2 separate regions of the Homo sapiens genome follow, and region 1 is linked to region 2. The links are chromatin contacts, found by POLR2A ChIA-PET in ENCODE. All regions are on one chromosome and are shown on one strand. The core of a region is the stretch at or near the end of the contact, and the rest is flanking DNA. Distances in the headings are between cores, read along the strand shown.

Region 1 (7,577 bases), core at 4,005-6,504, 690 kb after region 2:
CATTTTTGGAATACTGATTTCCTCACTTATCAAATGCTGGTGGCTGACTAAATGATCTCTGAAATCTCCTTCAACGCTAAGGTTTTTGTCAACAACGAACCTAGAGGTCAAACATGCATTTCTTTATTTTATTTTTTATTATTTATTTATTTATTTATTTATTTATTTTTTGAGATAGGGCTTTGCTCTGTCACCCAGGCTAGAGTACACTGGCACAATCTGGGCTCAGTGCAGCCTCTGCCTCCCAAGCTCAAGCAATCCTCCCACCTCAGCCTCCCAAGTAGCTGGAACTACAGGCTAGGGCCACAAAGCCCGGCTAATTTTTGTAATTTTTGTAGAGACGGGGTTTTGCCACGTTGTCCTGGCTGTTCTCAAACTCCTGAGCTCAAATGATCTGCCCACCTGACCCTTCCAAGGTGCTAGGATTCCAAAGTGTGTGAGCCACAAATATAAATTTATATTCACTGCTTTCAAAGCTATCCAGCTTAATAGTTTATTCTTATTTCTCACCATCCTTGCAGAATAAAAATAAAAGTCTATACATCTATTTTAGGGGTGCTTCCTGACAAGCCTTCTATAATAACTCCTTGCCCAAGGTGTTGTCCTATAAACTTCCACAAACCCATTCTCCCCACTGCAAATATTTCCTCTCGATACATCTACCTATGTATCCTGCTTAGTGCTGTATATGTTTAGAAGCCAGAGTTAAAAAAAGAAAACTACTATTTTTCCCATCCTCAACTCCAAATTCTGGTTTAACTGCTGTCACCTTTTTTAACCAACATATTTATTAAATCTGAAAAAGGTATACAGCAAAATGAATGTGTCATTTAACTGAGTGTCAAAAGTAACAAAAACTATCTGTAACACAATTACTTGTGGAATGACCTGCTGATGGCTGGTTAAGGTTTACCAGGATTAAACAGGATTCTTAACTAGGAATTTTATTTTATTTTCTGATCTGAAGATTAAATAAACCAGCTCCAGCTTTGCCCTAGGAATGCATGGGACTTTAAGAAATTAATTTTGCTTTCTGTAACATAGCCTGCTTATCTCTAAAAAGAATTAATAATAACTGCACACTCAAAGGCATTGTGACCCCACCAGAAAGGCTCGGTACAAGCATAAGCTATTAAATCTCAAATCGGCAGATCTCACAGTAAAAGCAGACATATTAACAACACAGTGTTGAGGCAAAATTTTGAAAAGGCAGGAGTTTTAAACATACACACACTCACAAAAGAATGCCTTATTGCTACCCAATGACCCGATGATCGGGTATTTTTCTTCCTCCTAGAAAGCCTTGCCTTCCAGGTGCTAAAGAAAGCCAGTCTGGAAGCTTATTTTTACAATCAGCCCAATTCTTCTAGTTACTCAAGGAGAACGTGTTAAGGGGTTCTTCCCTTTGCATAGGAAAATAGCACTTGTAAATCACCAATAGTTGAATTAAGATCTCTGACTGCTTTTTCAATTTGTGGTGATGTAAATTAAGAGATTTTAGAGAAAAATCACTTTTCCACGCAGTAAGAGCACTATTTTGCAGCATTACTAATTAAGAGCATACAAGCTGTGGAGTCAGATTATAGTTCTATTGCTGTTCTGCTTGTACCATCATATACAAAGGCCTCACTCAATCCAATGTGTTCCTCCATTAGGGCACGCTTTGTCCAGTAGGGCCCGTGTCTTTTTCATCAATAATCCATGCTCTTCCCTCTTCCTTCTCAACCAAACTCCTCCAAAGAGCTTTAACCCAGGGAGGCTGGCAGTGCATAGTTTCAGCCTTTGTCCTCACCATCTTTTTAACACCTTTCCCCACCCCCAGCCAGCAGTCATCATGAGGACCTTCCTCAATCCAAGCCCAACCTGCATCCCTTTCTAGTATGTTGCAATAAATAAATATATTTCTAAATGTGTGATAATCCAGGAACTAACAGCCTGAGAGTGCCCAATTATAATAGATCAATTAATACCCTAAGAATATAAGGCTAAACTTCTGAAAAATCCTGTCCTATTTCAGTTCTCTTGGACCTATTAAGAACAAGTAGACATGACAATAATTTAGGTTTCCTGCAGTAAAAAGTAACATCAAACAAATTAACACTCCAAGAGATGACGCAACTGTTACCTGGGGAGCACACTGAGAATGGCATAGCAGCTCCTGAGATTGGGGTGTGTTTCAAATGACATAATGGGTAACTGCTGTTTCTCCAGCTAACAATATAAACCCAGCAATGAAGGATATTTTCAAAGCACCCACCTTGTTGAGGACATCTCGCTGGCAGCCAAGATAAAGATTGGGAAGAATTCGGGTTGGCCCAATGTTGGCAACAGGTAAGCAAGGCTGAGAAATGCAGGTAGGGACTAGAGTGGATTTTCCTTCACAGAGGCCAGGGAAACAACGAGAGAACTCAGCAAACCCACCTAAGAATAAACATTATAAAATTATAAAAAATTATGCCACGCACAAAATAAAAACCAGCTTTCTGTGAACTGCTCAAACAGTTTAAACCCACGAATCCAAGTGGATATCACTGCACACCTATTCCTGGCTACAGCTGCTGATGCTAAGACTGAAGCATAATCCAGCACTAGGCCTGGCCTATAACGCTACCATGGGGATAGGCAAGTCCTGAAGGCACTTATAATGAATGACTCCTCTCTCTCAGATATTCTCTTCATCTTCACATACCCTACAACATTTGCTCCCCACTCCCCATGCAAATGTTTTTTTTTGTAAAACATAAAGAGGATTTAAAGTTAGTAGCAAGTAACCAAGCCAATAATTCACAGAAGCAGAATGGGGATGTAAGAAATGAAAACTGAGGCTGAATGCAACTTCTTCAAAATAAAATTGATCGAGTCAAAAATTCTTTCTACAACTAACTTTAAATCTTCTTACCATACAAATTTTTTACTGCAAAGGTATCACAAACATACTCCCACCTACGAATATTCTATCAAGTTCTGGGGATTCCCTGGGCAGTTAGTCAAGGTCTCCATAATTACCACTGATGTCTGGAGAGCTCCCGTTCATCTCAGCAAGCACTATAAAGAAGTGCTGACAGACTAATTGCTTAGGGTGCAGGAAGGCTTTGTGGCAAGATTACTGAACTCAGAATTAGAAGAATTCAGTTTTTTCTAGTCCTGTCCTTACAATGATCTGCTCTATGACCTTCACTAAGTCACAGTCTTGCCACCACTCAATGGAGTGAAATCTATGTAGCCAAAGGAGGTGCTTTCACTCCCTCCGGGAAAAGAAAAAATGAGTAAGGTTATTTGCTTTCCAATCTAAATATTCCTTGCTGTCCAAACCCAAACACCAAACAGATTCTGATAAATTTTCAGATATACGCCTTGCTATTCAAACCCTCGCTATTCACTAAGTCCGAATCAAGGAGATTTGGATGACGGGATCCTCGTATATTTTTAACATTAAATTTAAAAACAAGGCAGGGCTCGGTGGCTCACGCCTGTAATCCCCGCACTTTGGGAGGCCGAGGCAGGCGGATTGCCTGAGGTCAGGGGTTCGAGACCAGCCTGGCTAACATGGTGAAACCGTCTCTACTAAAAATACAAAAATTAGCCAGGCATGGTGGTGGGTGCCTGTAATCCCAGCTACTCAGGAGGCTGAGGCAGGAGAATCGCTTGAACCTAGAAGGCGGAGGTTGCAGTGAGCCGAGATTGCGCCACTGCACTCCAGCCTGGGCAACAGAGCAACACTCCGTCTCAAAAACAAAAATAAAAATAAAAAAACAACAAATAACATGTTAAGTCTTATTAGAAGATAGTACCTTTTTAACTGAGCCTTGAACAAGATCCTGAAATCTGACTCAAGTATTTATCTTCATCTCTTTGAGTTATATTGTATTAGACTTTCTCCCACTTCAAGAAACACACAAAATATGCCCTTGAAAACTGCTAGAAGTGCAGGAAGTTGAGAGGGAATCATCTTTCATTATGCCCTGTATTATGTTTAATTCAAGCATAATTCAGCCAGACGCCTGTCTCTACTGTCTAGGCTCAGTGCAGGGTCCTCAATGCAACAAGTTAGAATGGTAGGCAGTTGACAACTATGCCACCTGCAGAATGTAAAAAGAGTGGCCTGGCCTCCAACCTGACCAAGTGTCTTTCTATATATTTTTTAACACAGAAGCAGTTAAAGCTCTTCCACTTACTGAAGTTCTTAAGGTAATCTGATAGGCAGAATACATGGATCCATTATAGAAATCACAAATTCCTTTGTGTCACAGGCCCTCAGGATACCTGCACCTTACAGTTTCATGGTTTCATTTTTTTTTTTTTTTTTTGAGACGAAGTTTTGCTCTTGTTGCCCAGGCTAGAGTGCGATGGCATGATCTCAGCTCACTGCAATCTCCGCCTCCCGAGTTCAAGAGATTCTCCTGCCTCAGCTTCCTGAGTAGCTGGGACTACAGGTATGCACCACCACCCTCGGCTAATTTTGTATTTTTAGTAGAGACGGGGTTTCTCCATGTTGGTCAGGCTGATCTGGAACTCCTGACCTCAGGTGATCCACCTGCCTTGGCCTCCAGTTTCATTTCTTACCGTTTCCAATGATGACCTCCAGCCACATAAAACTCATTGTTATTTCACATTTCCATGCCGTTCTCTTGTCCAAGAATACCACCCTCACACCGCCCCATGCATGCACACGTAGAAGCCACGGTACATACAGCATACACATGTGGGCAAGCCCCATGATCATACAGCAGAGGAAGTAAGAACACAAGCCCTTGTACCTGAGTTCCTGTCCTGGCTTTACCACTTTCTAGTTGTCTGATTTGTCAAGTTACTTAAGCCCCTCCTACTCTAATTTCCTCATCTATAAAATGAGGATAATGATCACACCTATCTCACAGAGTTGTTGAGATAATTAGTTAGTATATCAAAAGTATTTTGTGCCTGGCGTATAGTAAAGCACTCAGGAGGTATCACTGGTTATTGCTTTTTTTTTTTTTTTTTTTGAGACAGAGTCTCACTCTGTCGCCCAGGCTAGAGTGCAGTGGCGCGATCTTGGCTCACTGCAACCTCCGCTTCCCGGGTTCAAGCGATTCTCCTGCCTCAGCCTCCCGAGTAGCTGGGACTACAGGCGCATGCCACCACATTTGGCTAATTTTTTATTTTTAGTAGAGACAGGGTTTCATCAAGTTGGCCAGGCTGGTCATGAACTCCTGACCTCAGGTGATCTGCCCACCTCGGCCTCCCCGTTTTTTTGTTACGGTGATCAAACATTCAGTATCTAGCGCCATCTGTGGGGCCTTCCTCCACCTTTGAGCTGCGGCTGTTTAGCTACACCTCCTTAGTATTCATCTGAGACAAAAAGTGGAAAAAGGAATGCCTGTAAGGTTAACTTCCCAAAGTGTGCCCCAGAGCACTGGCGTCCTGCAAGAAGCTGACAGACAGGATAGCGGTCTAAAAAGTGAGAGAAATATTGTATATCCTAGCTCCCTGGCAGAGTCAGAGCACATGTTAACTTACTAAAGGTTCTAAAAAGTATTTTCAAAGAAACTGGTTTCATTTATTGAAGTCTAGTAAGTTTCCCCAAACTTATCTGACCATGGAATTCCCCCTAAAATATATTAATAGCTAGTAGAATTCACACTTACAAAATGCTACGCTAGGGTCAAAGCAACTACTGAAATGGAGTCAATCAGAACTCCTGTACTTACAAGTACAACCCACAGACAATCTCAAAAAAAGGGGGTCAGCCAATATTGGTATATAAGTGCCCACTGTTTAGAATTTATGCTTTTGTTTCTATTCGTGTTTTGTTCCTTTTCAGTCTCTCTAATTGAATAACACAGTCATTATTTAAGTGAGTTTTTTCCCCAAGGTAGTTCTTGTAACAATAAATGTTAAAGATTCTCATCATTCTTTGCTTTTCTTACACCTACCCAACCTAACAACTGTCAGGCACTATTTTAATTACAATTAAATTGTATGATGTTAAATTTTAATGTGGTGTCTATTAACATGTAGTTTTGGTGTTTCTCTTTTTTTTCTTAAAGACAGGGTCTCACTCTGTTGCCTAGGCTGGAGTGGCATGATCTCAGCTCACTGCAACCTCTGCCTCCCAGGCTCAAGTGATCCTCCCACCTCAGCTTCCCGAGTAGCCAGGGCTACAGGGGAACACCACCACGCCCAGCTAATTTTTGTATTTTTGTAGAGACAGGGTCCTTCCTATGTTGCCCAGGCTGGTCTCAAACTCCTAGGCACAAGTGATCTACCCACCTTGGCCTCCCACAGTGCTGGGTTTACAGGCATGAGCCACTGCGCCCTGCCAGTTCTGGTGTTTCTCTAAAGAACTGTCTTCATATATTTTTCAATTCTGGCTCTAAAACAGTTCCTGGAATGGTTGTCATTTAAATTCAACAAAACAGCTTGGGCAACATGGATAAACCCAATCTCTGTTAAAAAAAAAAAAAAAAAAAAAGAAAGAAAGAAAAAATTAGCCAGGCATGGTGGAGTATTCCTGTAGTTCCAGCTACTTGAGAGGCTGAGGTGGGAGGACTGTTTGAGCCCAGGAGGTTGATGATGCAGTGAGCTGTGATCGCACCACTGCACTCCAGCCTGGGTGACAAAGTGAGACCCTGTCTCAAAAAAATACATACATACATCCAACAAAACAATATTCCAATAAATGTTCTCAAAGAGAAAACAGAGAATCCAAGGAAACACCACTTGAATTTCATTTGAACCTTATAAATGATTATTTTTATAAATAATGTATGTAATCCTAGAATGTACTGAACACTTACTGCGTGACAAACATTGCTCTAAGCACTCTATAGGTATTTACACACTCTTACAGCTGCCCTATGAGATAGGTGTTACTACTAATCCCATTTATAGATAAGGCTCAGAATCACATAATATAGGCTCAGAATCACGTAATATAATAACCGGAAGAGCCAGGTTATAAGTCTACTTTTCTAAATCCTATGGAATTACTTTCAACTCTCCCTTGGATGCAGGGACAGCCTTGCTGATGATATTCATGGGGTCCTGGCCTCCCCAGCTGTGACCAGGCTAAAAAGGCCATGGTCCTCTCCCAAACTGATGGAAGAGCCTTGTTTCCCCAAAGCTATATCGCTCAAAGGCTTCAATGAGGGAGAAGGAAGAAGATCCGACAAGAACAGAGAAAGGAGAATCTCTTTAAAGGCAATTTCACATGACACCAATAACAAAGTTTACAGATGAACTGGTTGAAATGTAAATATGGTCACTGGTTTGTTCATGACCACCATTTACAAGTTGGTAGTAGACCTTGGCTGTCAGGTCACCCCCCACAGAACAACTTTCAGAGGAGATGCAATTCTGCAATAATCATAAACTGAGCCATCAGCCAGGCTGTTCGAGGTCCAGTTCTATCGTTAATTGGTACAGTGATCCTAGATCACTTTGATTTCAGTGGACCTCAAAAGTAAGTGTGGCTCTAGAAAGTTCTAAGACAGAGAACAGAAAGGAGAGAAAGAAACCATTGTTCAGCTTCAAAACAAAAGAGCCAAACAAAACAACACTACACTGTAAAACACATTATAAAACAAAAAGAAGCCTCT
Region 2 (7,205 bases), core at 2,604-5,103:
AGACGAGCCTGGCCAACACGGCAAAACCCTATCTCTACAAAAAAATACAAAAATTAGCTGGGTGTGATGGCACGCGCCTGTAGTCCCAGCTTCTTGGGAGGCATGAGGTGGGAGAATGACCTGCGCTCAGGAGGTTAAGGCTGTGGTGAGCCGTGATCGTGCCACTGCACTCCAGCCTGGGTGACACAGGGAGACCCTGTGTCAAAAAAAAAAAAGATAGGAAGTGAGCAAAAGAGAGGTCATAGATAATGGCATGATGAAACAGAGGAAAAAAAGGATAAGAAGGAGGAAGAAAAAATGTACAATAAAACGAGAAGGAAGGATGCAAAATGAATATAGGAAAAACAAGAGAACTGAAGACAAGAGGAAAAAAGGAGATGGTAGAAGGGAGGAATGAAAGTAAGTAAAATAGGAATGAAGTTCAAGATCTATTTAGCCATAGCTAAAGGAACGTATTATCAGCTATTGATTTCCTCTTCTAATAAAGAGGAGAATGATATGGATAGTCCAGAATAATGGATCATTTGCAAAACATTAATGTGTCTTGACTTAAGGTACATGTTTATAATTACCTCGAACTGTATATTTGTCTTCTTCCATGTGTGGTTTTAAATTATTTTACCAAAATGGGGAAGCCAGGAGATACATACTTGATTCAGTAAAACCAGCTTTTTATTCGTAGTTTACTTCCTGCTGCATCCTTTTTTCGGCTGAGAGGGATCAATGTCTGCAGGTGTCCCTTAATCCATAATTAAACCATATGCACATCTACCCTCCCAGTTTCCCTGCCCACCATAAAACCTTCATCTTGGCTATTGCTTGGAAAATGGGGAGGGAATAGAGCTTCTGCTTTTTTTTTTTTTTTTTTTTTTTTTTGGAGAGAGTCTTGCTGTGTCACCCAGGCTGGAGTGCAGTGGCGTGATCTCAGCTCACTGCAACTTCCGCCTCCCAGATTCAAGCAATTCTCCTGCCTCAGCCTCCTGAGTAGCTGGGACTACAGGCACGCACCACAACGCCCAGCTAATTTTTTGTATTTTTAGGAGAGACAGGGTTTCACCATGTTAGCTAGGATGGTCTCAGTCTCCTGACCTCGTGATCCGCCCACTTCAACCTCCCAAAGTGCTGGGATTACAGGCGTGAGCCACCGCACCTGGCTGGAATGGAGCATTTTACTTGAGACCTCTGTGAGCTGGTCCTGAGTATGAGTAGTGAATTCCAACCCACTTTTCTCCTAATCCCTGTCGTGTCCTAGAGTGAGAATATACAGAGGGGTTGGAAGTGGGTTTATGTTCATGGGCTTTCTAGATGGACTTTCAAGTCCAAGTAGAAGTCCAACTTGAGAGCTCGTGTAGAAAGCCCTTGAATGTAAACCCGTGAAGAAAAGCACTTCCTTATTTCAGAAAGAGCACAAAAGACCAGCAATCCAAAGGCATTTCGAAGACCTTGAAAGAGCTGGGAGTGGCTTAGGTATGGAGGGTGCATGTGTGAGTACAAATGGCCCCTCAGCTCAGAACCAAGCATCTGTGTGCCATGATCCATGGTTCCTAAATATCATGGAGGGCAAAAAGTATAAATGTGAATTAATGCAAGAGAAACCACACTGAAATAAAAAATACCTGTGGTCTCTTGAGATTCAAGTTGGCAAAATCCAATCTAAAAGATGTCTGACTATCACAATTAGTGAAGTCCACAGGTCAGATTTTCCTCTCTGTTCCTGATTAGGATTAACCTGGAAAGGTGGATTGGGTCCATCTTTAATAATAACTACACCTTCTGAAAGATTTGAAACTATTATTATCTCTTTGTTTGCTGCTGCTTTCATAGATTTATGGTAGGACTTGGGGTTAGATGGATGATCCAGGTCACCTATTCCAGCCTCACACTCTGCCTCTATTCCAAATATGACATCACTGAGCGATGGCCACCCACCTTCCCTTGGATACCTCTAACAATGGGAATCTCACTGTTTCACAGGCAGCTCTTTTTTTTTTAAACACCTCCAATTCCAATTTTTAAACACCTCCAATGTCCAGAAAGTTCTTTAAACTCTTAAATACATGACATTTATTAAAACAAAGCCTCAAACCACTTTCAGAGTGGTGGTACAGCAAATAATTGATTCTTTTCAGGGTTTTTCCCCCCTGTGTTTTTTGTCTTCTCTAACTCAAATCATTGCCCGGATATTGCTTATAACAGGAGCTCAGCCTCAACCAGTCTTTCTGCTTTTACCACATGCTCTAGTGGAATCTAGATTACCGGACTCATTTCGAATCTAACTAAAAATGAGAAATGCTCTGTTTATATAAAGCTTGGCAATCAATAGGAAAAGGAAAGGCTGTTTAGCAAAGGCCAGTGATAATTCCAAGAAGCAGTGTCTTTTGGAATATGCTATGGTGACCTGGCCACTGCAGCTATCTGCTTATCTGTCTGGTTTCAGATTTCCAGAAAGGACTCGCTGCCTTCGAAACACTTCCCAGCCCTTCCTTGGGTGCCTGGATTTCTACCATTAGCAGTTTACTCCTTGAGCATGGATTTTTGCAGAAAGACATGTAGACCAGGGAGATGGCTCATTAAGCTCTTGGTGGTCATTTCACCAGAGCATTTAGCATTTTTAAATCCCTTCCTGGATGCTTGTTTTAGTGATGATGGTGGTGGTGAGATGAAGCAGGGATGTGTAGATCATGAAGGGATGGGAAAGGGGATGATTTGGTTGGAACGAAGCAAAATAACATTTCTGAGTGCCTGCTAAGGTCCAGCACTTTTCACACGTAAAATTTTCACAACAATCCCTGTGAGTTGGGATCCAGTTTCTACAGATGAGGAAATGAAGACAGGAGACTAGATGACCTGACCAGGTCCTAGGCCAGTCAGGAACAGAGCTGGGATTTAAACCAGAGCTGCCTGGTCCAAAACCTGTGCTGGTCCTGCTATTTTATGACACCTAGAAGGGAAAAGGGCAGAGAACTGGAAAGCTGAGATGGAATCACCTACTTAAGAATTTTGCAGAAGGCTAACCCTGTCTAAAAGCATCGCTTTGCAATCAGACACATGTGGCAGTAAAAATGTCCCAATGCTAACTCATTTTAAGCCTTGGTTTTAGTCTACCTAAAATTTATAGAACACTGTAAAATATGCTACATGTAATAAGATATTTATTAGGAGTCTTCTTGCACTTGTTCAGAATGCTTTTTATTATGTTTCTGCTCATTATTGTAGATATTCTCCCATTTTGGAGAAATTGACCGCGTGCACACTCTTCACTGGAGTTTTGCACAAATCTTACCAGAAAACTGGTGAAGATCAGTCCTGAGGCCCCTTCCGCCTCTAATTCCTTGCAGTATTTTGGCTGTACTATGTGCTGTTACACTAGATCACAATAAGCAGCTGCCAGTTTCCTCACAGGTTCCCTTGGGGAAGGATATGGGAATAATTCTTAGGAACCCCCCACAAATTATAGCAACCAATGCAGTAAAACCCCTTTAGCTCACTCCTCCCCCTGTGCTCACTCACATACTCAAATATATTTAGTGCTTTCCTTCCTCTCACTCCGACACTTTTGGGAGAGCCCTGGGGGTGGTTGAGTACCTTGTCCTTGGGTGGATTTTCTTGTTTTCTGAGACTGGCTGCCATCAGACTTCGGGAGAGGATCTTACCAGAGGCGGGTCTCTTCTTCCCCCGCCACCGCCCTCAGTATTCTTTCACAGCCACCACAAAGCCACGCTTTCTCTGCTAAGTACACATTCCTAGGACTGTAACAAAAGGCTTCTGTGAGTTTGAAAGCTGCAGGGGAGGCTCCTGCGTGAAGGCCTAAGATTTAAAGGGTTTCATTTCTCCTGTGCTGGGGACTGTATTGAGTGCAGTTTGAAATCTGCTTCACCACCACAAGGGGAAATAGAAATCAGCCCTAAAGCTGCATGGAGACCCCGGCTGGTCTTTATCCTCATAGCTTAGTGATTTCCTGCCACCCAAGAGGCAGTGAGGGGCTCCCTGACATTCCGGAGGCCCCAGGAACCCTGGCTGCGGTGACCCGGTGCTGGGGAGGGAGTGCATGGGGTAGGCTCCTGGTTGTGAGCCTTCAGTTCGCCGGGATGTCTATGCTGTGCTGTGTGGCTACTTAGCCAAGGCTGTGCATGCCAGCCGGAGCCAACAGCTTCAGCAAACCTGCCCTCCGGGGAGAGTGGATTTCATTGTTTTCAAAGAGATACAGGAAATCAGAATTTTCCATCCTTCCATGGAGAGACTTGGATTGGACTGAGAAGAGAACCAGCATTAAAAAGGAAGTCTCCTTCCCTTTCTTCCCTGCCCCTCCTCACCCCAGCCCCAGCCCACCCGCCAGGGGCACACCCTCCCTCTGCCGGCCTTTGGGTGGAAACCTTCCTGCCTGCAGCACAGGCAGTGTGAACTGCGGGGCTGTCTGAGCAACCCAGCTCTTGCCTTTTCAGTAGCAGAGGTAATGTGGCCACGACTCAGAATTATGGGACCCCAGATGCTGAGGAAGTAAACTGACTTCTTTTCAGCTCACAGCAGACGCATAGACAACAGAGTAGATTTCATGTTCTAATGAAACAGTGTAGAAACTCTGTCCTTGGTGGCTCAGTACTGTGTGGTATGAGCCTCTGCCTCCCTCCCTCCCTCCCTCTTTCCTTCTCTTTTCCTCCCCCACCCCTTCACGGCCTGCCCTTTCCTGATTCTTCAGAACTGACAACTATAAATCCAGCCCAAATTCCTTTAAACAAAGGGTCACCAAGAGCACGACCTTGAAAAGACTTCTTGTGATATGCACTTGCAGAGTTGCATATTGTTCCTTGGATTTAGGACAGGCCAAAGAAATCTTCCACTTTATTTAAGAAGAGCCTGTGTGGTTCGAGGCCAGGGCCGTGGACATAGGATTAACCACAATAATAATACAATGAAGTACACATGCAAAATGAAAACTTAATAATGAAGAACTACTGATTTTTTCCAGGGAGTATCAAGCACTTCCTTGTAAATTCTTACAAGGCATGAATTATTTCCTAGAAATGATTTAGGCTCTTTTGGAAAAGTGCATTGATTCTTTTAACATCATAATTCCAGTTACGGTAAAACCTCCATTATCTGATTTTCTGTGAATTGCAAAGCTATTATTAACTGGTACATTTTATATTTTACCAGTACAGTGACAGCTGATATTTATAATGGTGACCCCAAAGTTCTGTAAAATGCCGAATTACCCACTCAGGAATCAAAGAAAGATTAAATTGTGTTAAATAGAGTTTTTCATGTTAAGTGTCTTATTTTATTCAGATCTTGTTTTAGAAAGTCCAAGTGTACATCCACCATAATTTTCGAGGGCAGTACCAACTTAAAATGTTTTATCTTTTCTTGGCTTTGTAAACAAAACCTTGTAAAAAAAAATTTTTTTTTTCAATACTTTGGGTTCAAACTACAGATCATTCGATCTCAAACCTGACAGGTAAACAAATTTTTTTTTCAGAGTAAGTATTGCAGACATGAAAGATCATAAATGTGTTCACCAAAGTGAGTGTGAGACAGATCACCCCAAACACTCTCCACTATTTCTCTATGATCTTAGCCCAGCTGTGTGTGTTGTGAGTCATGCCTGGGTCTGACACCAGCATTCAGAGGCTGGCATAGCTTAGCATCCACATCATAAAGGGCTCAGATCGATGGCTCTCCTTGTCAAGCTCTGCAGCCCTCTCTCAGGCTTTGTGAGATGTGGTTTGCATCATTTTCCTTTAAGGAAATGTTATGCAGAAACATAAATGCAGTATACAACGAGGAGGCTTTCACCAAGAAATTAAAAGGGTACAGATGTCTAGGAATGCAGGGGTTAAGACAAAAATGTACTGCAGGGAAAGAAATGTGAGCAGAATGCCCCTCTTTTCGCCTGCTTCTGCCTTGCATCCAGCCCTTCCCGGGGAGTGTGATGTGAACTGCCATCCAAGGTGGCTGTGGTACAGGGGCAGGGTCTGGGGGCTGCTTCTGCAGCTTCAGCGCAGAAAACCCAGAGCTCAGTCCCAGCAAAAGCCTAAAGGAGAAGGAAACAGAGGCCCTAACACAACAGAAAATGATGCACCCCACTTTCCTGTGGTTCATCAGTTCACATACTTCCCAGGAGAAGTCAAATCACGCCCCAGAATAGGATACCTACTTAGGACTTAGTGATGTTTTATAGTCATGTCGAAGAACCTTCACATCCATGGCCTCATTTGATCTCACAGCAAGATGGGCATGATTAAAAAAAAGAAGTTACTCCCACTTTCCAGATGAGAAAACAAATTCAAAGACAGTGAGTGCCTTAGCTGAGTCCTATCCAAGCAAGGCAGGGGGCAAAGCCAGGACTAAAACACAAGGTTCTAATTCCTTCTCCATGATTTCCTGATGCCCATCATACCCTAATAGAATAGGATCACCCTGCAAGGCAACTGGTCCACATGGAGAGTCCTCTTGGAGGACACCGACCCGTGGTGCCACCTCTGATTTGCAAGTTGGTGCATTAGACAAGCCCTGGAATGACAGCCAGAAGATCTCTATTCTGATCCTGGCCCTCCGTCTACTTGGGCCACTTTGATCAAGCCATTTAGCCCCGTTCCCTTCAGGTGGCTCAGCTGGAAGTAAGAATGATAATGCCCATGCAGCTGACTCACCTGGTGACTGTGAAGGCCAAATGAGATGATGTGTTTGAGAGCACTTTGCAAACTGTGGAGTATTGCCAGCCATTTCTCCTAATTTGGCTCAGGGCAGAAAGACATCCAGGTGAAGAGCTTGATGTGTGTGATGACTTAGGCTTGGGGATATTTGTGAACAGGACACAACAAATAAATTCGTTTGACGGGCAGAGGGACAGTATGCTGGGTATAGTAGAAACTCTTGGAACCTGCAGTTATTGAAGGGTTTAAAACTCAAAAATGATACAGAAGGCAGTTCTATTACAGTTTCTGCTTTTTTGCTGTTCAACACCTCTGAAGATGGTGCGTTTAATCCTTCCTGGGATGGCAGGTTATAGATGACTTCATGCTGAAAGTGACCCGTAAGGAATATCCGTATATTTTGAAGTGTATGTGGTTCACCAGGCAGAAAACAGTCTGCCAAGTCTCTCATCCCAGGCAGAAGGGGTGGCACATGCGAAGGCCAGAGAATGCAGTGCCTCTGAGAACTGTCAGATGTCAGTGTGGCTGGAGCCAGGTCTGCTAGAGGGTGAG

What was found. ChIA-PET counts read pairs that join two places held with the same protein, here RNA polymerase II (POLR2A).
Region 1: POLR2A ChIA-PET joins it to region 2 with 31 read pairs in activated T-cell. The contact joins two enhancer-like sites. POLR2A ChIA-PET finds 5 or more read pairs at or near these places in 3 of 52 experiments (GM12878, OCI-LY7 and activated T-cell).

What each region holds. Positions count from the first base shown.
Region 1 is chr12:12,498,262-12,505,838 of GRCh38, forward strand. DUSP16 (dual specificity phosphatase 16) reads right to left here. Exons shown (of 7, transcript NM_030640.3): 4 at 2,258-2,421. Among named protein-coding and RNA genes, the nearest start is that of DUSP16, 61 kb to the right of the region's middle. Within about 2 kb of position 5,255, at least 2 of the 41 ENCODE cell types and tissues checked have a DNase peak (open chromatin) inside an H3K27ac peak, as active enhancers do.
Region 2 is chr12:11,808,963-11,816,167 of GRCh38, forward strand. All of the region lies in intron 2 of ETV6 (ETS variant transcription factor 6), which reads left to right. Among named protein-coding and RNA genes, the nearest start is that of ETV6, 160 kb to the left of the region's middle. RefSeq lists an enhancer at 3,384-4,046 and silencers at 3,913-4,207, 5,433-5,727. Within about 2 kb of position 3,854, at least 29 of the 41 ENCODE cell types and tissues checked have a DNase peak (open chromatin) inside an H3K27ac peak, as active enhancers do.